Regions from separate parts of the Mus musculus genome. Here all the other regions are linked to region 1. The links are chromatin loops, found by intact Hi-C in ENCODE. Cell type or tissue: left cerebral cortex. All regions are shown on one strand. Each heading gives the region's core, and the rest is flanking DNA. Links, peaks and the distances in the headings are about the cores only.

Region 1 (5,076 bases), core at 716-4,715:
TGTTTGAAAACAAAGATTATAATTTTGTTGAGTTTGTGTTTATCATCTCTGTCTCACATTTGCAGTTTATTAAGTGGGCATTCCCCTCATCTACAAATATATATATTTTTAACAGTTGAAGCCTTTGAAGAAAGGCATTTTTGACTCTCAGTTTTTATTTTATATGGAGTACCTTTTGACATTAACAAACACTCCACTCACTGAGAAAACATAGAAGATAATAAAACTAATATATAAATTTAGAATACATTTTCTGACTATCTCAGATGTTCAGCATATTAATGCAGCAGGCAAACAAAAGCAGCTCTTGCTTTCACTTTAGACTTGCATTCAACTGCACAATTCTTCAAAGCCATTTGATCTATTTTCTGAACACTCAAAGGTCTTCCAAGAACTTTCATTTTACAGATGTGATATAAAGTCAAAAATTGTTTATTGCAAGTCTCCATAAATAAAATCTGGAAAACAAACATCAGTTTTGCAGATATTATTATGCATTATTTTATAATGTAACCATTTTGAGTAATTGAATATCTATATTTGGATAGGAGCAAAGCATCCAGGGAAATAGACACAATGTACATGGTTAGTGTTTTGAGATCCAATCAGGAGCACAGACCTTCTCCATCACTGGCCTTGGCACCACCTCAGGCTTTGCAAAGTCAGTCCGCATCTGATCTGAAGACAGGATCCTCAAAACTTCCAATTCCTTAAGTGGCTTAAAGGAAAACTTTGAGTAAGAGGCTTTTCTCACCTCTTATAAAAATGCATGGTGACTCTCTCTAGAAGAAAAGTGAATGATTTCTGAGGCTTCTGGACTAATAGAAGGAGTTATGAGGATGATTTTCTCATAAGTACAGCACATGGGAAAGCAGGAAAAAAGTATCCAGCCATTTTTTTTTTTTTTTTTTTTTTGTAAATTACAGTCCTCATGTCCACTTCTTAGGGTAAAATGCCATGCTCATTTGAATAAGAAACTCCTCCTACTTTTGGTGGTTTTTTTGCATTTATTCTCTCTCTCTCTCTTTCTCTCTCTCTCTCTCTCTCTCTCTCTCTCTCTCTCTCTCTCTCTCTCTCTGTGTGTGTGTGTGTGTGTGTACACCTTGGTGAAAGTGTAGAGGCCAGAGATAGTAGACAATTTTTCCTTCCACTGTGTGAGTTTCAGGGATCAAATTCATGAGGCCAGCTTGTACACAGAAGTCAGGATGGGCAGGTCTTTGAAGGTGAACTGGTTCCTGCTTCCTGCTTCCTGCTATCTGCTTCTTGGTCTGCTGTGATGGGTACAACGTCTGCTTATGCTTCGGCAGACATAAATGGAGCCCGTCTCTCACTATGCATTGAAATCCTCTGAACCCCCAAGCCAGCCAACACGAATCTTCTTTCCTTTCCAGTTCTGTTGGTCACTTTTATCACAGCCATGCAGAAGTAACTAGCACAGAAGTGAAACTTTTAACACTCAGCACACTACTTCCTGACGGGATGCAATGAGATGGATACATAAATATGACATCAACTGATGTCCAGAACAAAAGTATAGGATCATATCATGATATTATTACTCTGCTTACCAAACATTAAAAGACACGTAAACAATGGAAAGAATATTTACTAGGGTTTGGGGATGTAAAGATCCATAATCCTTTAGAAACAAAGTGAGGCTACTTGTAAGTACGTCTACCAACAATCAAAAAAATTGTCTCCAATGTCTTCTAAGGAAGTATTATGAGAATGGTACTTTCATTCACAATATTATATTTTTTAAGTGCTTTTGTTTTAAGGTAGTGTTCAGTGATCCCTGATTGACAAATAGGGGAACTAAGTGCTGTAGATGGGAAAGTTTTTCCGGCAGGTCAGTTACAGAGCCAGGATTCCATCTAGGTCAGCTGAAGTCAAAATCCACGACATTACCTCTGCTGTGCATTTTGTTTTAAATCTTGTGTTTAACAATCTGCTGCCCACCTTCAATGTTTGGATCTCACCTTGAATGAACAACCTGAAGCATACTTTTCCTTTCTTACACTTGGCATGTTGTCCCTCCTCTCCAGGTTGGAATCTGATGAAATCTCCCAGCTTCACTTTAATTGGCATTGGCAACATGTGGTCTCTGATAAAAAGCATATTTTTTCCCGAGATTGCAGTCATCAGTTGGGCTCATTTTTCTTGGCCCCTCCATCGAACTGAACTTCTCTGGAAAAAGAAACAGCAGCTTGTGGGTTATGAAGTGCCAGAGAGCTGAACTTGAGGGGAGGGGATTTAAAAATACACTTTAAAAGCCTTGCGAGTGCATGTGTATGCATGCGTACACTGGCATGCATCGCCCAATCCACCTATGATGCATAGGCAGAACTAGTCAGTGTATGCAAAACTCTTAAAGGCCATGATTTTGATCCATAGCCTATTTATTCCAAACATAGCTAAACGGGGAGGCCAAATATAGAAAGTGATGCTCCAGGGGCCCTACGGCCTATATAGAATTTAAACTCAAATGATTTGCAAAATCACTCCTAAGACAGCTTGCTCATACTGTCAGCGCGCCAACACCAGAAGCTTGCCGTGTATTTTTGTCTTGGCAGATGCACATTCTGTTATAAAGGTCTGTTCATCTGATGCCTTCCTTGCTTTCAGGTAATGCTCAGCATCTTCTTGCAGAGGAAGGAGCGTCGCGTCGTGAGCCCACCCGAGGGTCTCCAAGCCACTGCTAGGAGCAGTGTGCACTCCGACCCTGATCGTGGGCCGGTGTCCTGGCTTATCTCCCTTAAGAATTCATCTGTCCTCCAGAAACTACAAGTCATGGGTGTTCTCATTCCTTCCATTTCTATAATTTGCAGGACCTTCCAGGCCGAGAGAAAATAAAGCCAATTCTAGATAATGCTGGAATGATTATATTGCTTCAAAAATCACCATAGGTTTAAGAAAGTTTTGTATTTTGTTTTATTTTTTATTATTTTTTTAGATTAAAATGATCATGGTTTTCTAAACTGATTAGCATAGTTTTTAAGCCACTCTGAAGTGTTTGTTAGGCTTCGCATGCTGGTCTCCATATGCCTCTTTTCAATTACATGTGCTGCCGCAAGGATGGCTGAACGAATGCTTCTTTAAAAACAGAAAGCAAACTGTTAGGCTTTGTACAGTGTAACTAGTTAGCGTGCGACGTCTCAAACTGCCCTGATTTCATCACCAAACTGCTAGCTGTTCTGTTTGCAGAAATAGCCACTAAAAAGTGCCTGAAAATGAGATGCTCCACGCGAGTTAAAGGACACGGAAGGGAACCGAGAAAGACTTAAAATAACGCGAGATCGGGCCATGTTTGGAGCTGCTGCCAAGGGCTCTCACTTTTGAAGGGAGCAAACATAATACCCCGTGACTCTAATGTTTAGCGAATATTATTTATGTTTGGCTGATTCAGAAAATTTCAAGTTATTTGAAAATATACCTAATTGCTCATTACAGCGATTTGTAAAGCAAGTACTGCCGTTTCACATCTTAGAACCCTCCAGCAGAAAGACACAGTGTTTTATTTTCGTGAGGGCAAGGAGAGAGGTGGTGTTTAAAACAAGGCAGTGTGGTTCCAGGACTGCGTTCTGTATTGCGGTTGCTTGGAGAAAGGGGTCAAGATGATATTAGGAGGCTCTTGGTTCATCTGTGCTTAACTTGCTGAACATGAGGTTGTATTGCCAGCCTGTAAATTCTCTCCAACCCCACCTATGTGAATGCCTATCGTGGAGCCAATTCTAAGGAAATGATTACGGAATGAATGAATGGATGAAATCTTATTTTCTTGGAAGTACCAGAAGTAAACTAACTAGCATCCAAGACATCAGTTGGACAAAATAAAAACAGTGTGTGAAGCAGCTAGTAGATGTCTCTTTTCTCCTCCTCCTCTTCCTCCTCCTCCTCCTCCTCCTCCTCCTCCTCCTCCTCCTCCTCCTCCTCCCCTTCTTCCCCATTCCCTCCTCCTCCTACCACAAGGTGTTTCATCCTCCACGGCTGAGATGCTAACCTGACTCATGCTGAGCTTTGGGTTAAGATCCACTTACTCACCAGCCGCTTGGTTTTATTTGGTTTCTCAGTCTGTGATTCAGTTTTCTGTATATTAAATAAATTGTTAGAAATTATTACTTAGAAAGCAGTTTCTCTTGAGTCAGATGCCATAGTATTTTCAAAGAATTGAAATTATACCCTAACTTTTAAAAAGTAATATCTGGAATATTTCTCATTTGTATCCTTTTTTAAAAAATAATTCTTCATGAGCATGGAAAATGCTTCTGTCAGTGTTCTTAAAAGTACATGACATTGCTGTGAATGAAAATTCCTTGAAAGAAGAAACAATTGGTTTGCCAAGACTGACTGACTGCTAGAGAGTCAGGGATGTAGGGAGGTTAGGATGTTGCAGGTCCAGAGGCTAACTACAGTTTATCTTGGCCTAGCATTAGCAACTGGAATAGCAATTCCCTGCCCATCTCCGTTTCTGAACTAACATCCTGTGACTAGTTTATAAAAACCTTTTGGAACCTATTAACTTAGTAGAGCCCTAGCTTTTACCAGCCTCAGAGGTAAAAATGTCAGCAAATAGCATTTGAGGCCTATGCAAAAACTTTCCCACCTCTCTGTAACCATGTCTCAGATATATCCACCAGTGTGCTTAAACTGGTCATTATTTATGACTTTCTTTGTTCTGTTACAGTATAAAACTTTATGAAACTGCTTCTACATTGAAACATGGAATTTTGGATAACCTAAACCTGTTTTCCTGGACCATGGTCCTTTAAAGAAAAATACATATGATATACAAAGGAAAGGGATGTTTTTCAAGTAACAGCAGAGGAGCTACCTAGAGAATAATGTTAATAGGTGTTGGCTTCAGTCACTTTAGGACATACATTCTGGAGGGGCATTAGGAACAAATACACAGATACTAACTTTCTGCAACAAAATGGAATGCTTTAAAATCATTGCCTAGCAAATTGATCTTCCCTTTTTAAAGTGGTTGTGTTTCAGGAGGTGTGAATGTTTAAGTAATGATAAAACATTTTCAATAAGGTGAGGAAGAATGTTGGTTACTTGGTGAATGTAAAC
Region 2 (5,076 bases), core at 639-4,638, 240 kb after region 1:
AAAAACTCTATTGTTCCATTCCTGTCTCCATCTGACAGTCAGATTGCAGACACTGGATTGTCTGCAGTATCCCATTGTCTTCTGCTGAGACTGGCACAAGATAGGCATCTGCTAACATTAGGAAGCAGACAAGAGCTTAACCTCAAGACACTTCCTTTCCTCTTGAGATTTTCTGCCAAGATTGCTCCGCATCCTGTGTTCTGCAGCAGTGCAGAATTGGCTGGGTTCTTCTTGGGAAACTTTGGGCTCCTTTCTCTTCATGATGAAAGGAAACTCATTGACTTCTAATCCTTTCATCTTTCAAATAGTCCTTTTTATCTCTGGAATGAAGCCCAGTCAACTTTGTATGCCCTCAGGACTCTGGCCCCAAAACTGTTTCTATCATTCTGTAGGCACTATGAAGACCTGAGTGCTGGGGACATTCTAAGAGGGCATTTCCTGGTTTCCCTGAAATACCACTGTTCTTCTCCCTGTGGGTCAGAAAGAGAAGTATTGGATACAGACTAGAATATAAACTTGGAACATAGTGTTATCACAAGGTAAAAACAAATATAGTCATCTTTCTTGGTTTTCCATTGTGAAGAGCTACTTCACCCCACATTCCTCAGAAATTAAAGTTAAGATTCTGAATTAATTATCCCTTAAGTGTTTTGAGTTCTATTTGTTTTTCTATCCAATAGTAACTGCTTCTGAATGATGTTAGACCAACAGTCTTCAAGTGTCCTAAACACAGTGCACTCCAGAAGCACCACTTTGCCCTGGCAGGCACACCAGCCTTGTCTCTCCCAGAGGATATTAAATTTATGTGGTTTAACTTTCCTGTAAGTTAAGCAAACGTAATATTTTGCAACAAATGGAATGGTTTACAGGCCTCATGATTCATCACTAAGACTTCATATACACTGGAAATTGTGTGGTGGCAAAATGAGGTACCGTGGAACAGAGTTTATCTATGCTTGGCCACATAAAACAGGTCCCACTGAGCATGAAATCTCATTGTACATGATCCGGTTTATGTTTTAAATTGACCACTCAGGATTCATGCCAGAATAACTTTTTCAACTGAGTATCATCAGAAGGCCCTTCCACCTTCTAAGCATGTTTTAAAAATGCAAATTAACATTTCCATAGGTTCTAGCAAAATTAGCATGCTACACTTAGTATGCACTTAGAATATACCTTTTGACCAAAAAAAAAAAAAAAAGAGAGAATGATGTATGCATAAAGACATTTTTTAAAACTCTCAGATACTCTATAGATACAGGCCAAGTCTTAGGTTCACAAAGCATATAAAGGTTTATGTCCTAAGTAGTTCATAATATTGTTAAATATGTAAATGTACTTTTTAAAAAGAGTGTGTAAGTACTGATATAGAATCTGAAACATACAAAAATGTCTCCTACCTCCTGGATCAAAATTAATAATTTTTCTACCAATTCAATCTACCTAGACTTTAACTCATCTTTATCATTTTATACTTTATCACACCTATGACTATCTTTATAATTGCTGCTTACCAATCTTTAATATATATGTGAGATTTGCTTCAATTTTAAAACAAGTTCTTATGAGAACATTCTTAATTATGGGTGAAAAACAGTTAACAGGTGGGAGGAAGTTCTGTTGAAGTCCATATGTCTATTACTGATGTTAGCATTAGAATATCAGTGTATTTTTGCCCATAGTCTCTGGTGATATTTAAATACCTTCTTAAATGTTTTTCAGAATGACAGCAGAAAGCTTTCCAGGAATAACTTAGTTAACGTATGGCCTTCTGCACAAATGCTTTGGAGGAAACAAAACTCTGACCACATGCTTCCATCTCCTGGGCGATCTTTCATCTGGCAAACATCTTCCAGCAGTGTAACCCTTAGCTCAGTTCATTGTGTGAAGTCTTAAGTACAGTACAAAACACGCAGCACAAAAGAATGGAGCAAATGGAGGGTCTCTCCCGGCTCCAGTCATGGCGTATCAAGATAATGAATTTCCACAGGGGTGGATTTAACACGGAGAGCTGAGCCTAGCTTGTAGGTCTCTTATGGTGATAGGTTAAAAAAAAAGTAGCTATTTAAAAAAGGGAACTCACAGGTTTGCGTGAGCTAAATAAAGACCCTTGCAACATTCGTGTCTTCCTCCCTTGAACTAATGATTGTTACTCTATATGGAGAAAGGGAACCTTCAGGCAATGTTCCTGCTGAATTATGGGAATAAACACAGGACAGTCGCAATGGTCTTTATATGGCAGCCGGAGACCAAAGGCAACTGCTGCTGTGAAGACTGTTGAAGGTTGGTGTGCGGTGCGTTGGAGGCAGATGAAGCTAAAGATTGTAGGCGGCAATAGAAGCTGAAGAAGGCAAAGAAAAGAAATCAGGGAGAAAATAAATTTGTGTTACGTTTGGAACACTAAATATGTAGAGCTTCATCATAGCCATGGGAAAGGGAAATAAACTATCTCTCTTCAATTTCGTTGGTATTAAAAGTTTCTCAAAGCAAGAAATTATGAACATATGTGATTATAACCTTGAGGTGAGATATATCACACTGATTTTTGAAGTTATGGGAAATATTTTTTAAAGAAAATTGACCCCCAGCCTGTTCATAAGGCCTGTTTGAGGAACTTGAGACATGCACTGTATGTCTCCGGGAAGCCCGAGGAATCAGCTTTTCTCTGTCATTTGATAAGAACTTTTGAAAGGATTGGTTTAGTGTTAGAAATGCATCTGGTTAGTAGTTCCTGGGCAGTGGCAGTACACTGAGTTATTAAGCCACCATGATGCTGCACTAAGTTTGCATTTAGTGTTGTGATATATGTGACTGAATCTCCTCAAAGGTACGCTGTAGGTCATGGTGCAGTCCCCAGTAGCTTCTTTAAATTATTTACAATTCTTTCCAATTTCCTGAAATATCTTTCTCCTTAGAGAAGGCTCAAGATGCTCATTACAAAACTCCTCAAAATTTCTCCTATAAAAAAACATTAAGAATTTGTTGAAGATTTTTACACTTGAGCATATTGTTTAAAATATAATCCTTCCTTCTGTGTGACAGCCTCACACAAACAAAGTATTTAAAGAAAACGAAGGTCTGTCATTGCTCTGTTTAATTAGCAGAAACTTTTAGAATTAAAAAGATGTTTTTAAAAGTAAAATAACTTGAAGAGAACTTGAGTGTCATCATCGTCATTGTCTGGTTTCACATCAGAAATTCAAGTCAAAATTCCATTTATAGGCGTCATCTGCTAGAACTGGTCAGTTTTGTTTCCCATTTTGAGTTTTTCTCCAGTTGCTTTTACAAATCAGATGGTGGAATCCATGAGCTTGCCAAGAGATTTAGATTTGTCCCTAATTGAGCACAGGATGCAACAGCTTCCTTTATCAACTGTGGCTTTGAATGTGCTCAGCCCTTCCATTCACATCTATTGTTTCCCATCAACCCCCACCCCCACCCCCGCCTTTGCCTTCATGAAAGAGATGTGTTTATTGTTAATGGTCTGCCCTCTGGGAAATAGTTTCTAATACTTCTACTTAGGTTGAACATATTTAAATATACATTCTAGTCATGTCTAAAATTTGCTCTATTTATGACTAACATTTGCAATCTTGCAAAGATAACTTATCAGAGATATAAATAACTTTTTAACGATTAGGAGATAAAATTTAGGATTTGGGGGGTATAGGATTCTTCCAGTAGTCATCTACATTAAGACCAGGGTAAGTCTGTGCAAGGCTCATTCTGTGAATAAACTCCAGATGCTAAACACTAAATCACTCAACAAAAGAGTTCTCGTTGACTATGTGCTATGGACAACATAACACAGGCATAGTTGTTGTTAATCAAGTGGGCTTTTCGTTTGTTTTGATTTTCCTTTTGTCTAGTGTTGACTGGGGGAAGTATACATTTTAAATTTCTATAATATATAAATGATTTCATAACTACTTCAGAATAGGGATTTTCTTTTGCCTCTGTATATGAAAATTTAAGACACCCAGTGAGACTGGAAGACCAGAACAAACTCTAAATACCTTTTCTAATGTTTTGCTTATCTTAAGAGAGGTTTTGGTCATATATGACTATAGTACCTGTTGCTCTAACAAATTCTTCTGTAAAACATTGACTAAGAAATTACACCATTATGACTAATTGTCAACTTATATGTTAGAGTTCAATGTCTTTTCTGTAACTAAACTGGCAGTTTGCAGAGCTAATACTATCAAACTTTACAAGGAAGAAGGCACTCATGACAAATTTGAAATAAACACTAAAATCTCTGATTTCATCATTTTCATGCAAACATCAGAACTGGGAGGAACTTTTGGTATGACTGAAGTGTTGGCCTCTCAAGCCAGCCAGCCACCTGCTCACTAGGTGTCCACACAGAACATCCCTTCCTGCTTCCCATCCTGATAAATGAGGAAAGCAACTTATATATGAACATGTATATAGAGATGTATGTTCTATACCTTGTTCTTTCACATTATAATATTCTTTTGGCAGGAGTACAAAAAATATATTTTACAAAACAGCAAGAAGCCTGTTACATTATGGGTTTTCAATAAATTTATTCATTCTTTTACCCAATTGACTGAATAAAATTCTAGTAAATATAGAAATATACTAAAATTAAAATGTTCTCAGAATATTCCATAGAAATTGACTAGACAACACTAATATAATGAGACTTCACTATAGCTACACTGACTACAGACAGCACTTCCTAGCTTCATGAGCCTACTGCTTCCTTTAACTATACAACAGATGCTCCAATTAGTCTAAGCATTTAGAGTGTGTGTGTGTGTGTGTGTGTGTGTGTGTGTGTGTGTGCAACACACATTTCCCCTGTGTGTATATATACAACACTTCGAGCATAGTAATTAAATTCTAATAAATTTGTTAATATAATAGAAAGGAAAATCTAATAAAGGTTAACCAGAATATAAAAAAGAAATTACAATGGTTTCTAATACTTGTATTATAACCTTATTATATTTTGTCTTTAGAATTTCCAAACATAATATCTGTAAAACCACCAACTAGAAATGTCTCCATCAACTTGCTCCTCAATACAGATAGTGCTTCAAT
Region 3 (5,076 bases), core at 575-4,574, 350 kb before region 1:
ATCCATTAGTTCTTGGACAGATAGGAGGCTGGGTGTGAGTTTCAACAATCTACTCAGAAAATGGTTAGTTACTCCCAAGATGCCAGCAACACCATTGCAAGAGAAGGCATAAGTCATGAGGCTGGTCATTGTAGTTCACAACTAAGACTGGGGATTACTTCTCTGGTAGTTCTATAGACCACTAAACATCATAGGTTAACAATTCCAAAAGAGATAACCCACCCCTAGGAGGGGCATTGCTGATCTGTTACTCAGCAATTCTATTTTAGGAATTTGTATGTATTGTGTATGCATGTATGTTTGTGTGTGTGTGTGTGTGTGTGTGTGTGTGTGTGTGTGTGTGTGTGTGTATATATATATATATATATATATATATATATATATATATATATATATATATATAGAGAGAGAGAGAGAGAGAGAGAGAGAGAGACATTAGGAAGCATCTAAAGTAGTAGATTTCCATTTGACTTCTTCCTGAGGTCTTTGGTATTGTGCATCCCTCTGGTATTCCCTCCTGTACTCTGCCCTCCCCTCCTCAACCCCAGCACAAGCCTTCCCATCCTGTTGTTCCCCTTTCACCACATACACCAGTGTGTTCTGCCTCCCCTCCTCAGAAAGACCCTCCCCATGGCCCTTAGTAGTTTTCTGGGCTCCAAAGGTATACCAAAAATATGCATATCTGAAAATTCAAAACTAACACCCTCCAATGAGAGTAAATGTGAGACACATGTCTTTCCAGGTTCGAGTCCTCAGCTAGAAGGATTGCTTCCAGCTCTGCCAACTTACACATGAATTTTATTTTTCTTAGTAGCTGAATATTTCAGAGTAAATGCCCACATGTTCATTACCCATTTATCTGATGGTGGGCGGTTCTGTTGTTTAGATTTCCGTGATGTTGTGAAGAAAGCAGCAAAGAATGTAGGTGAGCAGCTGTCTCTATTGCAGAATATTTAGAGAGTCCTTTGGACAGATGCCCAAGAGTGACATAGCTGCATCCTGAGGTAGAGCTATCTTTACTTTTGTGTTGACCCTCCACATTGGCTTCCATAGTGGCTGTGCCAGTTTGTACCTTCACCAGCAGTGAGCAGTGTTTTACTTAACCACAGCCACAGCATTTGTTGTGGATGTCTGTTTGTTGTTTGTTGTTTTTGTTTCTTTTTTGTCTTAGCCATTCTGACTGGGATAAAATGAAATTTCAAAATGGTCCTATTTTGCACTTCTCTGATGGCGAAGGACGTTGAACATTTTTACCAAGTTCCTCTGTGTTAGTCCCTTTCTGAATGCACACTTGTAGCTACAAGAAAAGAGGGGGTCTTCAGAATCCTTTCCTTCCTGGGACCACAGTGACCATTTCCAGGTCAGCCAGGCTCGGCAGCACCCTCTTCCAGGACAATAGCTTTGTGCCATGATTCAATAGCGCTCTCCAAGAGGAGCATGTCAGCAACTCTGGAAACACTGGTCAGTTTTGTGATGTGCATTGAACATCACCAATTACCTATGGCATTTCTATTTTTTTTCAAAATTTTTATTAGATATTTTCTTCATTTACATTTCAAATGCTATCCTGAAAGTCCCCTATACCCTCCCCCAGTCCTGCTCCCCAACCCACCCACTCCCACTTCCTGGCCCTGGTATTCCCCTCTACTGGGTCATATAATCTTTGCAAGACCAAGGGCCTCTCTTCCCAACGATAGCCGATTAGGCCATCTTCTGCTACATATGCAGCTAGAGACAAGAGCTCAGGGGGTACTGGTTAGTTCATATTGCTGTTCTTCTTATAGTGTTAGAGACCCCTTCAGCTCCTTGGGTACTTTCTTTAGCTCCTCTATTGGAGGCCCTGTGTTCCATCTAATAGATTACTCTGAGCATCCACTTCTGTATTTGCCAGGCACTGGCATAGCCTCACAAGAATCAGCTATATTAGGGTCCTGTCAGGAAAATCTTGCTGGCATATGCAATTGTGTCTGTCTTTGGTGGTTGATTATGGTATGGATCCCTGGATGAGGCAGTCTCTGCATGGTCCTTCTTTCCATCTCAGCTCCAAACTTTGTCTCTGTAACTCCTTATATGGGCATCATTTCTATTTTAATTCATTTAATTCATATGTAATTTACTTTTATAACCTAGAATAGTTTATATCGTGCCAAGGAGCTAGCTCTGTGAGTAAAATGCTATGCACACATGAAGACCTGAGCTAGGATTCCCCTAAATGCATGTTCAAGCTGCATGTGATGTCATACCGGGTGCTGAGAGGCTGAAAGGAGTAATTCCTAGGGGCTTGCTGACCCAGCCTAGCTAACTCAGCAAGCTCAGAATTCAAGGAGAGAGTCTGTCTCAAAGAACAAGATGGAGAAGGAATTGGGGAAGAGATCCTGGTATCAACATTTGACCTCCACACAAGCCCTCACAGGTGAATACACACACACACACACACACACACACACACACACACACACACGCACGCACGCACGCACGCACGCACGCACGCACGCACGCACGCACGCACGTGCACACATGCACACATGCACACACGTTTATATCCACATATACAACTTATACACAACCTGCAGGAAAACACACTTCTTCTCTTTCTAGGTAAAACGGTATGCAATCTGGGCATAAACAGGCTTGAGGATGTTGATGAAACGTCATCTGCAAGTGTAACTAATATGATCTCATATTTAAATGATTCACAAATAAATACCACGGTTGGATTTAGACACCAGATGTCAAACCACACAGTAATGCAGATACAGTTGCTTGCTTCCCTGTCACTGGTCGCCAGGAAGAAACAGATGGTTAAAAAGATATGTAACTGAGGCAAGGCATGGAAATAGGAAACCATGGAGCAGAAATTCTGCCATTTAAGTAACAGTAATTTTCTAGTCTGGAAAACCTGGCTGTTTATACCTCTACTTATGCACTTACGCAGTTTAAATGTGAAACATGGCAAAAATAGTCCAGGCAAGGCTGGCAACTTGCAAATTTTGCAATGCATAATTGCATCTCAACAATCTCTGAGGCAGACGCACAGCAGTAAAAAGTAAACACTTGCATGCAGTTGAACACAATTACATGCTGCTTAGTGCCTACGCTCATTACTGCTTCAGAAGGGGCTCTGTGAACTTGTGCTCTAACTAGTAGGTCAGGCGAAATGCAAATCAGGACTAAATTTGAAAGCAAGTGACAGAAAACCCAGATACAATTTAGACTGGGAGTCTATAATTTGGCTTTTTAAAAATAAGCCTTAGCAAGAATCATCCTCATTACAATAATGGCTTGATTATTCTGCACAACTTGTTTGTAATTACGGACCCTCTTTTAAAGCTGATTTTAACAGGAAATAAGAGCATGCTGAGAGAGAAGGAGAAAGAAAGGGGGGGGGAGAGAGAGAGAGAGAGAGAGAGAGAGAGAAAGAGAGAGAGAGAGGGAGAGGGAGAAAGGGGGGGGAGAGAGAGCATGCGAGTGAGCTTTGTGGTTGGTCAGTTGCTATAATTAGTGCTGCAGGTGCATATGCGTATTACAAAAGATATGTGCCTTGACTTAAGCCTTTTAAGCTTACATTCCTGTCATTGGAATTGAAAATCCCAACCAGTCTATTATTCTCAAGAATTCATTATAATAGAATTTTTAATGAGGGTGTCTATGGGGCTTTGTTCCTGGTGTTTCCATAGTAAGGCTAGGGTCTTCTGCCTCTTTTATGGTCAGGTGACCATGAAATGTGAGCTACAGCTGCTACAGGGCATGTCCCTGCTGGTGCTTAATTTATAGCAAGTACACATTTTACTGCTAATGTGTTTCTCATCCATCCTTCTAATATTTATGGGGGGAACCACACTAGGGAGGCATAGATTCAGTTAAGGATGCTGGATTAGGTGAGTTTGAATCTCTTACTGGGTATGTAACTTTGAGTCTCAGTGCCTCAATTTCCCCCTTTTTAAAGTAAGGAAAGTTTGCCTGAGTGTGTGGCTCACGCCTGTAACATCATCACTTGGGTGGTCATTGCAGCAGGATTACCAGTAGTTAGAGGACAGGCTTAGATTATGTCATGAGTTCTAGGCTAGAGTGAGACTCAGGTGCCATTTACCCCACAAAAGGATAATTTTGTTAATAATAGGACATAGATGTTGTGAAATTTAAATAAGTCAGACATTTCAAGAGTGCAGGATTGTCCCAATCACATGTTTCTGTGCTGTCTGCTGTTGTCATCTGGTGGCTCTTGCAGACACAGAGGTGAGTAAGACAGCCTTGGTCCCTTCCCTCATAAACCATAAATTCTGGAGAAATGATAAGGCTATTGATCATTTACTTAATCACATTCTTGATAAGCATAAAAGGGAGAAACAGATTTTCTTTTCTTTCATAAAAGACTTTCTCTGGACAGTGTTCTGCCTTACAGAAGGGGGTGGTGTTTGAGATGGGAGGGATGGATAGGTGTTACTTAGGAGAGGAAACATCAGGAGAGTGTGAAGAAAGTTGGCTTGCACACAGAAGCCATGGGAGAGACAGAAGGCTTAGTGCTGAGAACTCAGAGTTAGAGATCCTGTGGCAGGGAACAAACTCAAACAGCAACTCCCACCCTGTGAGTTTTCTTGTCATCGATTGGTGTTCATCTTTCATTTAGACTCCTAGGTCCTTTGTGAAACTTTCACCCAGGAGGCTCAGGGCAGAATCTTTGGCTTTGCAATATTGCATGTCTGTTTTCTGTCTAATTCCCAACAGCGATGTTTTCTGGAAATCAACTAAATATCACAACTGAAAACTATGTTAATAAAGATGTCACATGCTATATATGCGTACATAATACATGAGGATTTATATACAGTTATATGAACTATATAACAAAAATTGGCATCATATTGTATGTAGAATTTGTCCTTCTTCTTCTTCTTCTTCTTCTTCTTCTTCTTCTTCTTCTTCTTCTTCTTCTTCTTCTTCTTCTTCTTCTTCTTCTTCTTCTTCTTCTTCCCATGATTTTTTTTCTGTGTATGTGCGTGCGTATGTTGGTGTGCATTCCTGTGTCTAGAGACCTAAGGACAACCTCAAACGTTCCTTAGAAACCACCTTCACTTT
Region 4 (5,076 bases), core at 321-4,320, 210 kb after region 1:
TCTACCTTCCAACTGTGAGTCAAAAAAACACTCTGCCCTTAGATGGCTTTGGCACAGCAACAAGACAAGTAACTAAGACTCCGGGCAACAAATTAAGTAACAGAAGAAAAAAAAATGTGAATCTTGTTACCTCATTTGACTTAATGCCAATGTAGTCTTCAGAGTTAGAAGCAGAAGCAATTTTGCAGGTGATTTTCTTAGTCCAAGCATCAGAGTCTCAACTCTAGCACACAATTTTATTTCTTATACTCTAGCCTAGTGAGTAACAAAGATGTTCATAACCGAATAGTTTTATATACATTTTGTGCATACATGCATATGCATTAAATGTTCCTAAACTTGTAATAATATCTATTCTGTGAAAGACAGGCCAAGTTTAGCTTCGTTGTCTTCTACTCTTTCACCTTACAAAAATATTAGTGGTCTTTAAGGTTCCAGAGACTTCCCCTACCCACAAGCTTTCTCGTGTTTCTCCTGTTTTCTCCTCAGGGTTGGTTATTTCGAAATTCCATACTGATCCATCTTTGCTACAGCATTCATGTGAGGAGGAAAATGTATTTTATTTCACTCTTAGCAAAGCCATTGTAAAAAATTCCAGCTGGGAAAAATCAACTGGTAAGCACTTGGCCAGCTGCAGAATCACCATAGCAACATGGTCATCACCATCAAGTCAAGGCCTCTGGGTTTTGAGGGTGCCGACAGTATCTAGCAGTGTGAACTGACATAGTGAGCAGGCATGTGAGAATCAAGACTGCTTTGGGAAGAAGCTGAGTATCTGTACCATTTCGCAAAATCAAACAGAGATAAATCAACCATAAGTTCTTGGAATTGGAGCAAAATCCTCAGGAAAGCTTGAAAATGCATTTGGTGAAGGTGGGTAGGAGAAAGGAAGGAGAGAACAGAGGATGACAAGCCCTCTCCTACAGCGGAAGGATTCCAGTCACTTCCCCCATCTGGAAGTACCGGAATGGATTTTGATGACTTACATGGAAAGTTATTTAGGTAGAAGAGTGCTACTTCGCAGTCTGGAATTTGAACGTTTTTAAGATCTCAGCATGAGAAAGCTGTAGGTCGGGGAGGATCCTGTGTTTTGAAAGTGATTTTCCTGAATTCCTCATGCGTTAGTTCATATAGAGAGAGCCAAGAAGACCAAAGAGACACTAAGACACAAAATCCCAGGGCAAACCCAGAGACAAGATAAAACAGCAAGTTTGGGTGAGATAAGTGCCTAATAGACAGAAGTTCCTAATAGAGACAAGACCCAAAGACCATGCTCTACAGACTTGGCTCTGTCTAGTTCAGGCATTTTTCTTCTCTTCTACCCATCTCATTCCTGTTGTTAATAACTTTCTTTCTTACCCTCCCGCAACTTGAAAGGTACTGACTCTTCCATTCTTAGTTTCCCCCTCACTCTCCTGTCCCCATATCCCATGTGCAAAATAACCTTCACCTGAATCAGGCCTTTGATTCTTCCTTCCTTATTTGTCTCCTTCTACCTCACTTGTTTGCTGTAGCCTCAGCATGAGCGATACCACAAGCCCTCCTACTCAAAATGTATAGGATGGGAATATATCACCAAACTGGTTTTCTCTATATCACTACAAGGCAATGGTGATCTGCTGGCCCTTAACATTTCCAGAAAATCCTGTTGTGGGTTCCAAACGAATCTATCTCTCCCTCCACAGATCAACCATTCTTAAGTGCTTTTCGAAAGCCTTTCTTGTGTGCTCTCATCCTTCACTCTCAGCCAGAGGTCCCCAGCTCACCTTCTACAATGAAGAAAAACTACAATCCAGTGAAATTGATTTCACATGTCGCCACTCACACCCACGTGTTCACTATATCTGTTCTCTCTCACCTTTTCTGTCTCTCTCCCTCTCCTCTTCTCTCCCTCTCCTCTTCTCTCCCCTCCTCTCTTCTCCTCTCTTCTCCTCTCCTCTCCTCCCTCTCCTCCCTCTCCTCCCTCTCCCTCTCTTCCTTCTGTTTCACATAGAATACTCACTCAGACTCTGCAAGTAAAAGATTCTCTCCCTAACTACCTCTGAGTGTCTTCTCCTTTAAAATAAATAGTGAAGAAAGGATTTGCAGTTGAGGGCTTGGTATTTCACCACTCACTCCTACCACAGCACTGCATGTACAGATAGCATGGCCAGGCATTCCAAGTTGCCTGAAAGTCTCTTAGATTCTATCTGATTTCTGTCAGACTCACTAAAAACAAGAATTTTTAACTCTTGAATCTATACATTTTTTAAATGCCAATTTATGCAATCATATTTCTTTTTTTTTCTAGCCCTAATATCTTCACAGCACTGTAGCCCATGACCCTCATTCTTTCTTTCAACTCCCTTGACTCCAGGAGCCCAGCCTCACCCTTCATCAGTTACTTCTCTTTGTCTCTTTTGTAACTTCCAGTTCTCCAGCTGCATAAAAGATTCAGCATCACTCCAGGGCTGGTCTTCATCCAGTCTTTTTGGATAAAGTACTCATGCTGGTGGGTGGTGTCAACTGCTATCATTCTCAATTGTACATCTCTAGCAGGGATGGCTTCCTCAACCCTTACATGAGACTACTTGTGGGTATTTACACTGGAAATCTCAAGATGATGCTGTAAATAAGACCTATCTCAGCTGAATGGTCTACCCTCCACCCCCCAGATCACTTTCTTTCCGTTGGCTCCTCTGTGCAGGATCACACTTATTGTTGAACTCAGTGATCTGAATGTCACCTCTGACCTACTTTCTTCCGTTGCCCTCCTACTCATATCAAGGCATTCTCACTTTTACAGTGATCTGTCCTCACCCACACTGCTCTGACTACCTTGCTTTGGGACCATCCTTGTTTTTAACTCTCCTACTCCAACATCCTTTCAAATGTTCTTCCTATCTCAGTTGTAATCCCATTTAACCCATGTGTCCTCGTACCACCTGCTTGATCTTGCTGTGAGTTGTACTGATAAATCCACAATGACTTCAGGCATGGGCTCTGATAGGTTCACCTTAATTTGCATGCCCAGCCCGTGCACCCACACATGACTTACTCTTAACAAGGAATTCCCGGTGTGAGCCAAGCTTCTCCTACTTTTTATGTTTCTTCCTCTCCTTGGAAAGACTCTCTTAACACCTTCCTCATCCAAATCAATCGCACTTGCTCTTCCTGTCTGCGCACCCGAGAGGCTTCCAGCAGGATTAGCTGCTCTGTGTTCCCTGCACCATTGGCCTTTTTCCCTCCTAGAAATCATCATCTGCCGGTGCAATGTTGTTGCCCATCTCTTCTGTTAATCTTTAAGCTATAAGACATCATTGCTTCCATTGTGCGCAAATAGGCATTCTATAGCTTGTTAAGCAAACTACTTAGTGGCTATCAGCTAATTAAAAAGCTTTTTAGCATAACAGGCAAGATACCACTGGGGGGGAATTTTACTAATATTTAAAAATTTTATATTTACATATAAATATTTTAAATATTTATAAACAGTTCGCAAAAACTTGTTTTACAAACAATTTATTTTTGTTAGATTAGATTTAAAAATCACATGGAAATTGTGGAAATACTATCTGCTACTTGGCTATTTTTCAATGGTTTATGACTTCTGCCTTGTGATTTAAAACATAAAGCTCATAGCTTATTTTTCTTCCTTCTTTATTGCTTGATTATTGTGCTCTATTGTCTGTCTGCTGTGGTCTTGGGAAGGTTGCCGCTGTGCAGTAATCCAAGCCTTTGGGAATGTACATGAGTCAGGATAAGACTTATTTTCTGATTAACCACCCACCTGCTTGCTGAAATGTTTCACTCCCCTAACACTTGTTTATGAAATAATTTTAAGCTAAATAATACTTTATAAATTCTAAGAATATGTTTGCTTTTAACATTCAGAAAATGAGTAGTAATTTTCCTTTTTCCCCCTTCCTTAGCGCATTTGTGAAATTAAATGCCTTAAAATTTCTTTAAATGAAAGCATTAAAAAAAAAAAAAAGTAAAGGTCTGGGACTAATGTAGGACAAAGAAGATTCTAGCTTCAACCATTTTATTCCAGTGGGGAAGTATGACGTGGACACTATCAAGAAAGGTAGAATTTGGAATCTAAGAGGTGATTTGAGGTAATGTTGAATAATGGGGCAATGTATGATTATTGCCTATAGCAACAATAACCACCCAAGAAAACTACTGAAACATGTCATGATTCAGTTGGAAAGTGAGAGAAGCTCATGAGAAGGAAAAAAAAAAAAAAAAAAAAAAAAAACAGAAAGTCCTGTTTCCATAGACTGAGCCTTCCCAGACTCTCTCCATGAAGAATGGCAACATTTGTCCACCCTCCATCACTTCGACCTTCACCATCTGCTGCTCATAACTGTGCAAGTTGCTGGACTAAGAAGGAAGGACTACATATTTTCAAGTCAGTTTTTAGGACTGTATGTGTCAAATCATGCCTTAGATGTTGTCTGACGAGTATTATTTTTAGGAAACGTCAAATGAGTTACTCCCAGTAAGCTTTAGGTAAGCTAGCTAGGTAAACTTCAGACTGCATGGGCACCTGGGCCTGATGCACACACAGAGATTTCAGCAGAGTATTCTGAGACCTCTCAAGCAACGAAGACACAAGGCCACTCAAAGCCAGCTGACACCAATGTGTCCTACTGGGACAACTGCTGACTGTCTTTGCTACAGTATTATAGTATCCCCATAGTGGGGGACATGTGGAAAATCTCCAAACCTTCTTCTTAATTTTGTTGCAAAATGGTCTAAAATATAACGTCTTCAAATGTTTTTAAATAGTGATAGTTCAGGTTACAAGGGTTGAACCAAAAAAATGAGAGATTTTTATGAATCAAAGACCAATTAGATTCTTAAATTTCTAATTAAAAACTCATGGCTCATTTCACTGAAGTTTTCCCCATGTGAGATCAAGAAAAACATAACATTATTTGATTTTAATTTTTTCAGATTCCCACTATAGACCAGACTGGAATCAAAGTTTTCTATGCCCCTTCCCCAGAATCTAACAGATGGGATTCTAAAGACATAACACCACACCCAATGATCATTTATTTGCCTTTTGAGCACATTTTCGTATTGTTT
Region 5 (5,076 bases), core at 595-4,594, 88 kb before region 1:
AAATGTAAATGAGGAAAATACCTAATTAAAAAAAGAAAAATAAATAAATAAAAATAATAATAAATATTTGAAAAAATAAAGTCAGTCTGAACCCCCTTCCAAACTTACAGTTTTTCAGCTTAAACTTCAATGAATATTCTATGTCCCTTTCTACTTCATTTAGAAAGTGAATCTCTAAAAAAATTTGCATACAGATATATTAGTATTTTTCAATATTCTAGAGTGATAGTATTAGTATACTCTTTATGGCAATTTTGTCAATCAAAATAGGAACCAAAATTCAAATAATAAACATCATGACCTTTGGGGGAGTTATAATCAATGATTACTGTCAGATATAGATATCAAATGTGTCATTTAAACCTACAATAACAGCTTGAATCTTTCAACTCTAGACTTAGATTTCATCATTCAGATACCAATGGTTCGGGGCAATAATTTTCTTTTAATTAAAACTCCTCATACTCCAGATGATATCAGTTTCTGGTGTACTTTAACTTTGAGAATAACATGAGGTTGAATAAAATGAGGTTAAATATACAATACTCTTAGAGTTGCCCTTGATATATAAAAGTACTCAACAAATAATAAATAGTATTTTGATTGCTAACTAATAGTCTCTTTGGGAGCACACCTGGGAAACAGCTAGTCCAGCATAGAAAAAGTAGGTTAGGTAATTGCCCTATAACTTCTAAGACTGATTAAATAAGTCGATAGGGCTCTGTCGCGATTACTGGGGGCTCCCAGGTCATAATAAGAACTAATGAAGTTATTAAATATCCAACAACATATTGGCATATAATGTGGGTCCTTTGTTGTGTAACCCTTACTCCCCAGTTTAAAACTATTGGTTTATAGAAGGCTAGAGCCTGTGATCGGGCAGTAGAGAGAGGAAGGCAGGACCTGACAATCAAGTGAGGGGTCTTGAGAGAGACCATGGGGGAGAAGGAGAAAGAAGAATGAGGGATCAGGAGGTCTCCATTAGACAGGATGGACCAAGAGCATGTGGCCAAGAGAAGTGCGCTCTGAGTTATAGACTGCTGGAGTAGAAGCAGCCCAGGAGAGACTCACACAGCAAGTGTGGAAGGAAGGGTGCATGGTTTGGATGTAGGTGAGAATTGCATAGAATCTGACCAATCGAGGCTTACCTTGTAAATAAAATACCAGGCTTCTGTGTCTTTTATGTGGGCTAGCTGAAATATATACTTCATTTACAAGATGCCACTCCTGGGTAAGTGGTCCTGGACTATCCGAGAAAGCAAGCTGATCACGAGCAAGGAATAAGGAGCCAGCCAGTAAGCAGAATCACTGCTTGGTCTCTGCTTCAGTTCCTGCCTCCAGGTTCCTGCCCCAAGTTCCTGCCTTGGCTTCCCTCGATGACCGATTGTAACCCGGAAGGTGAAATTATGATTTTTCTTCCCAAGATGTTTTATCACAGCAACTAAAAGAAAACAATGACAACAAGAATTAGAAAAATATAATGTGTTGACTTTATTCCAGATTAATTGTCTAATCTATAAACCTACAGAACATTTCCAATACAATTGAGGAAAAGTAAAACTAAGGATCAAAATGTGTTTTTCCAGATCAATGAATAATTGTTATGATTTAACTAGTGAGATGGGTCAGAAGTTAAGTGTCCCGGATGGATGCTCTTCAGACCAGCTGGATTCTGTTCCCAGCAGCCACAAGGTGGTCACAACGATCTGTAGCCCCAGTTCTAGGAGTTCCACTGCCCTCTTCTGGCCGCTGTGAGCACTGCACCCATGTATTGTCCATAGATACATGCAGGCAAAGCAAACTCATAAAAATAAACAAATCTTAAAAAGAGCATGAAACATTGTCATACACTGCCTTTCACAAATAACCATTTAGTGTCTTGTATTAGTCATAACATGTTATTAACCTTTGAAACAATAAATTACTTTTCTATTAGCAGTACCTAGATTACAAACTGTATTCATGGTATATAATTTTGATGTTAGTGATAGGTTGGCTCCAGGTATGGAAGACGTTGATAGCAAAAACATGCTCACTTTCATGAAGAAGAGACTCTGCCTCTAATTCCAAAGTTGAAAGAAGCTTAAGAACCAGAAACATACCATAAATATATACATTGTTGCATGATTAAAAATCATTTCTCAGACATATGATGATGTCATTACTTGTCAAAACAGCCAATCATAGAAAAATCACAACTTTTTTTTTTTTTGGTTTTTCGAGACAGGGTTTCTCTGTGTAGCCCTGGCTGTCCTGGCACTCACTTTGTAGACCAGGCTGGCCTCGAACTCAGAAATCCACCTGCCTCTGCCTCCCAAGTGCTGGGATTAAAGGTGTGCGCCACCACTGCCCAGCTGGAAAAAAAACACAATCTTGACTCTGTTACGCATTTCATCACATAAAAAGTCTGCAGTGCATAGTGTTTTGATTCATTCCATGCTTATTCATAAAACCAAGAAATTAAAGTTATACCATAAGAAAATAATCAATGATCAATTAATTTAGCCATTTGCAGAATCATCTGGTAGGTCAATGGAACCTTTGCCTAAGCATGCTACACACAGTTCTGATAGATTACTTACTTGACAAGCAGTTGCACAGGTAGGAATGTCTGAAGATGATTTTTAAATCAGACCTATGTTATCATGTAAATGTTCCCTAAGCTTCCATTAGGAAAGTCTTAAAAATAGTTAAGAAACACAGAGACTCAGAAACTGGGAAGGCTAGATAGCTAATTCGAGCTCTTGGGTATGTAATTTGGAGTTTTATTTTGATAGAATGCCATCTTTAGTATTCAGTTTTCCCCCTTAACAACAAGCAAAGACGGTGCTCACTTTGCCGTGTTCTCTCCTCCTGCCTTGTCCGCGTTATCTTTCTCTACCACACACTCATGTTAGGCAGCTCAGACTAACTACAAATAGAAATACATTCCTTAGCAGCTGTTACCATAATTCTAAAAATATACTCTTTATTTTTTTTCCTTACAGAATTTCAAACCTTCTGGGCTTCTTCCCAACTTTAAATTCTGTTGACTGGATTTACTAGGGGAGAGAGAGACAGGCTTAATGCGTTTTAAGATAATTTTCTCCCCAAGGACTTAGAAAGGTAACAATCACCTTACTGATTTTACAAAGCATGGCCGTTACTTTCGCTCAAGGCTTTCTCCCAAACGTTTGCTCTCTAGGTTTGTTTGCCTCAGCTCCTTGCTTTCTTTCGCAACCGTTATTTAATCATTTGGCTTTTTGGAAAGTGTATTTGGCATAGGCCAAGTATGAGCAGCAGTGTGATACATCAGTCTCTATGCATTTAACAGAGCTTGCAGGCATACTGCTGCCCTATGAAGGCTGGACCTCTCCTGGAGCCCCGAATGTTTCTCTCTCAAACCTAGCACATTCCTTTGCTTTCCCCAATTAGGGCATGCATTCCTAATTACCTTATGATGCACTGATGAGAAATTAAAGAGAAATGGCATCATATCGAAGGCTCTCTCCACCATTCGATGCTATGACATGATGGTGAGGGAGCCAGAGAAGATTCACCTCCATCCTACAAAACAGCATTCTTTCACCAGTGTGCATTCTGACGGATACCCATGGTTTACACCCTCATGCAAGCTCGGTGCTTGTGGGACAGAGAGAACTGGATTTCCAATCGCTCTCAGTCCAATTCCCATTTCCCAGATCATGATTTTTCTTATCTCCACTCTGTATCACTAATCTGAGCTTTTTGTTCCACTAAGGGAAAAGGAAAAAACAAAACAAAACAAAACAAAAGCAAACAAACAGAACACCCTCAGTTCTTTTTTTTTATTTTAAGATTTATTTATTATTATATCTAAGTACACTGTAGCTGTCTTCAGACACACCAGAAGAGGACATCAGATCTCATTACGGATGGTTTTGAGCCACCACGTGGTTGCTGGGACTTGAACTCAGGACCTTCAGAAGAGCAGTCGATGCTCTTAACCACTGAGCCATCTCTCCAGCCCCCCTCAGTTCTTTTTAATGACTGGCAAACAAACACTGGGACTACTGATCCCTAAAGACAGCCAAAAAACTTAACCTAGCTATTGCTTTTTCTGTGGCAGCTTATGCGTAGTCTATGCCACTTTGGAACATAAATTCACAGTTACCAAAAGTAGGGTTTATCACTGCTGCAAAGCCACAGAGTTCTGACTTCAGAATCTCACAAACTGGTCTACACACAGCTAGCCTGTCCAGATAGACAGAACAGGAGGCAATGCTCAGTGCCGAGAAGAAAGACTCTGGGTCCTCATTAATTAGAAGCAAATAAGTTATCTTTATGGTGAGGCTGAAGGAAATAGAATTGTGTCCTTCCTGGAACCCTATGTGCCAAGGAGGTGATACCTTTATTCTCCCAGCTACTGTCACTAAGTGGTGGAGAACTAAGAAACAAATGAGTCATTTGGAGTATGTCCTTATTTTTCTATTGTTTTATATTTTTAAAAATCTCAAGATGTAATAGCTTTGTGATCTCTTCTTTTTTTTTCTGCACACTCAGTTTCAAAATGATCCCAGATTAGCAGGTGGATGAATATGAAAAGAGCCACTTGATCTGCAGAAATCAGTTACTGAAAGGGAACAAAGCACACTTAACCCTCAAGTACATTTTATAGCTTTAAAAATAGGAAAAAAAAAAAAAGCCAGGCGTGGTGGTGCACACCTTTAATCCCAGCACTTGGGAGGCAGAGGCAGGTGGATTTCTGAGTTTGAGGCCAGCCTGGTCTACAGAGTGAGTTCCAGGACAGCCAGGGCTACACAGAGAATCCCTGTCTCTAAAAACAAAACAAAACAAAACAAAACAGAAAGAAAAAAAATGAAAAATATTCAACCTATTGTCAAGAAGGAATGAATGAAATTTTACTATCACCATGATATTTTGTTAGTAAATATTTATTACTTGTAATTTCCAATTATTATTGTTTGTTTGATTTCTGCTGTCCCTCTAATACCCTTCACTGAAGACCAAATCCAGATACCATACATACTGAAACTTTGGTTGTGATTGCTGAGTTTTAATGAGACGTTCCATGGTTGTGTTTTTATTGGACATCCC
Region 6 (5,076 bases), core at 346-4,345, 260 kb after region 1:
GTGACTCTCACTGAACCTGGACCTAGGCTGGTGGCCTTTAGGACTCTGAGAACCTCCTCTCTCTGTCTCCTGCAATGTTGGGTCTTCAGGAGCAGGTATCCGTGTCCTCCTTTTGCATGGGCCCTGGGGATATGAAGTCAGTATTTCATGCTTCTATGGCAAGTGTCTCCTTGCCTCAGTTTTTTTTTTCTTGTTCTTAGCCATCCAGGCTTGGGAATTTGTTTCCAGCCCATCATTCTGTTTCATATACTACAAACCTCGTGACATTTTTCCCCAGTTTCATTCTGTTTGTTTGTATATTTTTGTTTTGGTTTGTTCTCATTACTGTCTTGTAAATACTAATTCAGAGATCATCCTACAGTACAACTGATAAAATACCAGATGAATGAGTTATTGCTGAAGTGTACAATCACAGACTGGCATGGTGATACACACTTTTGATCTCAGCACTCTAGAGGCAGAGGCAGGTGGATCTCTGTGAGTTCTCAGACAGCCTAGTCTACATAGTGAGTTCTGTGAGTTCTAGGACAGCAAGGGCTACACAGACAGACCCAATCTCAATAAACAAAAATGTAAGTAAATATATATATATATATGTATATATATATATTTCTAAAAATTAAAAGGAAAAAGAAATATTGAATCAGTTTTGAAATTTAAACTATATAGGCAATATTCTCTGACTCCTATAAATGATTTTTTTAGTAGGGATATTGAAACTTCAGTTTAACAACACACTGATTAGTGACCTATAAAGCAAAACGCAGTGGTTGGCTTGCCAAACATCATGTCTACAGACCTACATGCCACTGCCCACTAACTTGCCTTGTAATTAATCAGTAGCTACCACCACCCCTTGGGCAAGAGTCCTCCTGCTTTCCTTTGTCATATGGATTTTCAAATGCAGCCCAGCAACTGACACAGCAGAGAAGTGGACAGATCGCGGGCTGGAAACGTTCTAAACCGGGCAACAGCAGGCATCCTAGAGAAGCTGACCTTGATGTCAGTCCTGAACACACAGCAGATGGCAGGAGGTTGGGTCTGTTTCATGGTGGAAGCCACCAGCAGACAGAGACAATGGAGGGAAGTAGATATGCCAGTTACACAGCAATTCTTAATTCCACATACACCCTACCTGGGCAAGGGAGGAACAGCCCCGCCACTGTTCACAGCAGGATGCAGAGGCTTAAATGGGTGCAGTTAACATGAGCATTTATTCCCCTCTCTGTCCATGTTATTTAATCAGTCTTTGAAAGATGCTCCTTCACACAAGAAGCATAGCCCTGCCGCATATGTTGTGAAAATTCCAGCAACCAAACCAAATCAGGGATTTCTCATTCATGTCATTAAATATGAAAATGAGAATGTAGAACACTTGGTACAGATTTTTTTCTGAAACCAGTGTTTTTAAAAAGTGCTCAAAGTTGGCAGTAATTTTTAAAAACTTATAAACATTTGTTAATTTTGGATTAAAAAAATAACACAAATATTCTTAAAATAATGAAACCTGGAGCTGGAGAGATGGGTTAATAGATCGAGGCACCTACTACTCTTGCATAGGACTCAGGCTCTGTTCCCAGCACCCACATGGTAGCTCAAAACCACCTGAAACTACAGTTACAGGTGGTTGCATGCCTCTTCTTAATGCCACAGCCTCCCACACACCTGGTATACACAAATACACTCAGAGCAGGCACATATGCATGCACGCACACATATACACAATTAATTAAAAATTAGTAATGAAACTTAATAAACTAACTTTAATTACCATTCCTTGTTAACAGTGAATGAGGAAAGTCATCTGTGTTTCATTAATGGCACTATTCTTCCTGAGGTGAAAGACTAAAGTAAGTAGTAGTCTATAGCAAGAACAGAACACAGGCATGCTCTGGAGTTGGGAACACGAAAGATGAGAAAGCTGTAACTTCAATAAAGGATGGTGATGATATAAATTCTAATGTTTGTAAAGTTTGTGCTCCGTGGATTGAACTTCAAAGCCTTATCATGTAAAGAATTTGGGGGTGTGACACAGTTTGTATAGTGTTTGCACGAGGAAAAGAATCTGAGTTTGAGCCCAAGAATCCACATAAAAACAAAAGCCTGGCCTTGTGGTATGCATTTATGATCACAGTCCTAGGGAGGAAGACACAGGTGGTTCAGGGCCATTCACTATTCAACTATCCCAGCCTCATTTGTGAGCCCCAAGCTAGTGAGAAACCCAGTCTCATTTTAATACTCATGGTTCTTGAGGAAAGACACTTCAAGATCTACCTATGGTCTCAACAGATATGCAAATGTACACACATACACACACACATGTACACACACAACTTGTCACTTGAAAATACCCCTTTGATGACTGAAGCAAATAAATCAGGTATTAAATATCATGTAGTCTTACAATGTAACTGTAAAGCTGTTGCTGAGGGGCCATATACCACCAAACAGCCTGCCACGACAGACAGAAAGGCTGTGAAATGACAGTATCCTTTTATTTGAATGGTACCTATATGGAAACCCAACAGCAACAGTGTAGGTTTTAGATTGAAATGTGGAATGTATGTTTTTTTAATCACATTTTTTCCAGCAAAATCAACACTAATCTTTGGAACTTGGAAAGCACTCAGTGAACATTATGGCGTTGGCACCCCCCAAGAATGGCCAATTATATCCGCATTTTCAAACAGTCTCTTCCGAGAACACCAGTGCACCTGGGAGAATGACAGCCAGCTGTGCATTCTATTTGGTGCTGTTGAAATCTGTTTTACAGACATAACTTAACATTCTCGTTCCCACTCCAAACGATGATGGCACCGAAGCCTCGGATAATGAAGAAAACATATTTTATGTGGGTTTTTTTTCAGTGCTTCTAGTTTTAAATAACATCTTAACATATGTTTAAAACAGAGCATATGGAAATAAGAAAAAGCAAATCTGAATTCCAGGCACAAATATTGGTTTAAAAGATAACACCATGCAAACCTATTGCTTTTATAGTGATCTCGAATCATGTGTATCAAGAAAACTAGACACCAATGGAAGCACAATGGTTTTCTATAATCTTACCATCCCCCAGGGACTCACAACGTCTATAGGTAACATCCCAGTCTTTGGGGGACGTGAACCTCACCTCCACAGTCAAAGGGATTATATCAGAGCTTTGCATATATGGCTAAGATCAGCTTTCACTGATCAGCAATAAAGGACACATCTAAACCAGTCTGTGAGTAGCTGCTGCAGCTGGCAGGCAGCATCGGGTAACTACTACGTCTGCCTGGCAGTTGGATCAGGTAGTGTCTATGAACAGGAAAGCCCCTCGGAGCCGAAGTCTAGCATACAATTCAGCATCATTTCCCAATTCTCCAGACAAAGAGACTTTTGGAAGGAGTTTTTTTCTCTTATTGCTCTGCATTTGTATGGGAAGAGACAATTTATGTCTAAGAGCAAATGGGCTTAGGTAGTAGGTCCTTAAATAAATGTCCTACTGTTTTTTTAATTTGGAGAGGTTAAAAATTAATATTTAAAACAATGGCTGTACCAACTATCAAGATTATGAGATCAATGCTGATTGCTATACAACTCAGTTAAGTAACAAATATTTATAGATGAGAAATTGCATACAGCACCTTAAGCATAGACAACCTAACCAGTCTCATGTCTCTGTTACAATTTTAAGGGTTTTAGTTAATGGGTTAGCAAGAAGTTTTATTTTATCAAAATAGAACAAGCCAACCACCTCTACCTACACAAAACAATTTTCTATATCACATTTCTAATATACCCAACTCAATCTCAAGAGCTCTCAGTTTTGGCCCCACCTTCTCACAAACTACATGTCAACAACACAGGCAGAAGGTCATGTGTGCTAACAAGTCAGGAAGAGGAGAAATTGCCACACTGACGCAAAGGATGAGTTCTGGCTTCAAGCTGAAAAGGGAAAGGAGGATTTATAAAGCTCTGTTAAAGAGTTGCAAGCTAAAGTATCTATTTCATTGCAAAAATACATCAGCTTCATCAAACGAGACAGCTGCACATAGCACGTCTATAGATATTTTTAAATGAACTAAGATGTCCGATTACATTTCTTCTATAGAAAATCTGTTGTGAAGTTATTCTATCTCACCCAACATAAAGCCTTTGTATTTGTATCCCATGCCAGTCCAAATGCCTGGGAGGGGAAAAACAGCACTCTTGTGTGTACAGAAATACTGGCAGAAATATTCACAGTAACCAAAGTACAGAAGCAACCTGTGTCTACTAGTAGACTTAAAAAAAAAAAGTAAGAAAAACATTTTTATACAACTTATTTCTTTAAAATGAACATAATTTTAAAGGAAAAGAAAAAAATATATGTGGTATATACAAAAGATGTTATTCATCATTTAAAAAGAATATTTGGTCATATACAACATAATTGGGGGCACTGGGGGGAAAAAAGCTGGCTGGTGAGATGGCTCAGCGGTTAAGAGCACTGACTGCTCAAATGAGTTCAAATTCCAGCAACCACATGGTGGCTTACAACCATCTGTAATGAGAAACAAAACAAACAAACAAACAAACAAACAAACCTATGGGCCAGAGCAAGTGGGGCTGGAGCAAGAGGGAGAGGTGTGGGGGAGAAATTAAAAAACAAACAAACAAACAAAACAACATAATTGAATCAGGATGACATTGGGCAAAGTCACAGAAGCTGAACACAGAAAGATAAGGACAAGATGATCACACTCAGAAACAAAATATTTTCTTAAAAGTCAGACAGAGCAATTAGGTGATGGCAAGCAATGAATGCTGAAGGACAGAAAGGCAGAGGGAAATGATAAAGTAGGTTGAAGGATACAAACTCTCACTTAAAAAGGTGTTTCAAGACATACAGTGTGGAGGTTGTAACTAGTAATACTGCATTACCTGCAAGATATGAGCTAAAAATATGTTTGGTGCTGCCGCCCTCCCCCACACACATATGAAGAAATAGGAGGAACAACAATATCAACCAACCAGACCCTCCAGCGCTCCCAGGGACTAAACCACTAACCAAAGAGTACACATGGAGGGACCCATGGCTCCTGCTGCACA

Evidence for each region. A loop is a pair of places that touch in the nucleus more often than their neighbours do. Peaks named below come from ENCODE experiments on the same cell type or tissue, not always from the same donor. Only the 100,000 strongest peaks of a DNase experiment are listed, where the experiment ranks them.
Region 2: it touches region 1 in a loop (2.1-fold over the local background); 2 of 42 quality-filtered maps call a loop at or near these places.
Region 3: it touches region 1 in a loop (3-fold over the local background); 2 of 42 quality-filtered maps call a loop at or near these places.
Region 4: a loop joins it to region 1, with 4 times the contacts of the local background. A loop is called at or near these places in 2 of 42 quality-filtered maps.
Region 5: a loop joins it to region 1, with 2.6 times the contacts of the local background. A loop is called at or near these places in 2 of 42 quality-filtered maps.
Region 6: it touches region 1 in a loop (10-fold over the local background); 2 of 42 quality-filtered maps call a loop at or near these places.

Annotation. Positions count from the first base shown.
Region 1 is chr5:97,639,315-97,644,390 of GRCm38, forward strand. It overlaps Gm34029 (a long non-coding RNA gene), which reads left to right. Exons shown (of 2, transcript XR_389368.1): 2 at 2,626-3,851. Among named protein-coding and RNA genes, the nearest start is that of Gm34029, 5.3 kb to the left of the region's middle. In left cerebral cortex, for the core only: a CTCF peak has its summit at 3,050; DNase peaks (open chromatin) are centred at 2,509, 3,144, 3,527 and 4,006; H3K4me3 peaks cover 971 bases; H3K27ac peaks cover 2,004 bases.
Region 2 is chr5:97,878,243-97,883,318 of GRCm38, forward strand. No RefSeq gene overlaps it. Among named protein-coding and RNA genes, the nearest start is that of Gm34097, 34 kb to the left of the region's middle. In left cerebral cortex, for the core only: no CTCF peak of the experiment used is centred there; a DNase peak (open chromatin) is centred at 2,279.
Region 3 is chr5:97,286,759-97,291,834 of GRCm38, forward strand. No RefSeq gene overlaps it. Among named protein-coding and RNA genes, the nearest start is that of Gm33969, 37 kb to the right of the region's middle. In left cerebral cortex, for the core only: no CTCF peak of the experiment used is centred there; DNase peaks (open chromatin) are centred at 2,911 and 4,473; H3K27ac peaks cover 615 bases.
Region 4 is chr5:97,846,744-97,851,819 of GRCm38, forward strand. It overlaps Gm34097 (a long non-coding RNA gene), which reads right to left and starts at 214. Exons shown (of 6, transcript XR_389369.1): 1 at 131-214. In left cerebral cortex, for the core only: no CTCF peak of the experiment used is centred there; DNase peaks (open chromatin) are centred at 954, 2,496 and 3,074.
Region 5 is chr5:97,551,588-97,556,663 of GRCm38, forward strand. 4930467D21Rik (RIKEN cDNA 4930467D21 gene) reads left to right here. Exons shown (of 8, transcript NR_045981.1): 5 at 2,988-3,105. Among named protein-coding and RNA genes, the nearest start is that of Gm34029, 82 kb to the right of the region's middle. In left cerebral cortex, for the core only: a CTCF peak has its summit at 1,743 (motif pointing left); DNase peaks (open chromatin) are centred at 1,741, 2,912, 3,487 and 4,125; H3K27ac peaks cover 1,005 bases.
Region 6 is chr5:97,898,526-97,903,601 of GRCm38, forward strand. All of the region lies in intron 16 of Antxr2 (anthrax toxin receptor 2), which reads right to left. Among named protein-coding and RNA genes, the nearest start is that of Gm34097, 54 kb to the left of the region's middle. In left cerebral cortex, for the core only: no CTCF peak of the experiment used is centred there; DNase peaks (open chromatin) are centred at 2,778, 3,174 and 4,009; H3K27ac peaks cover 1,070 bases.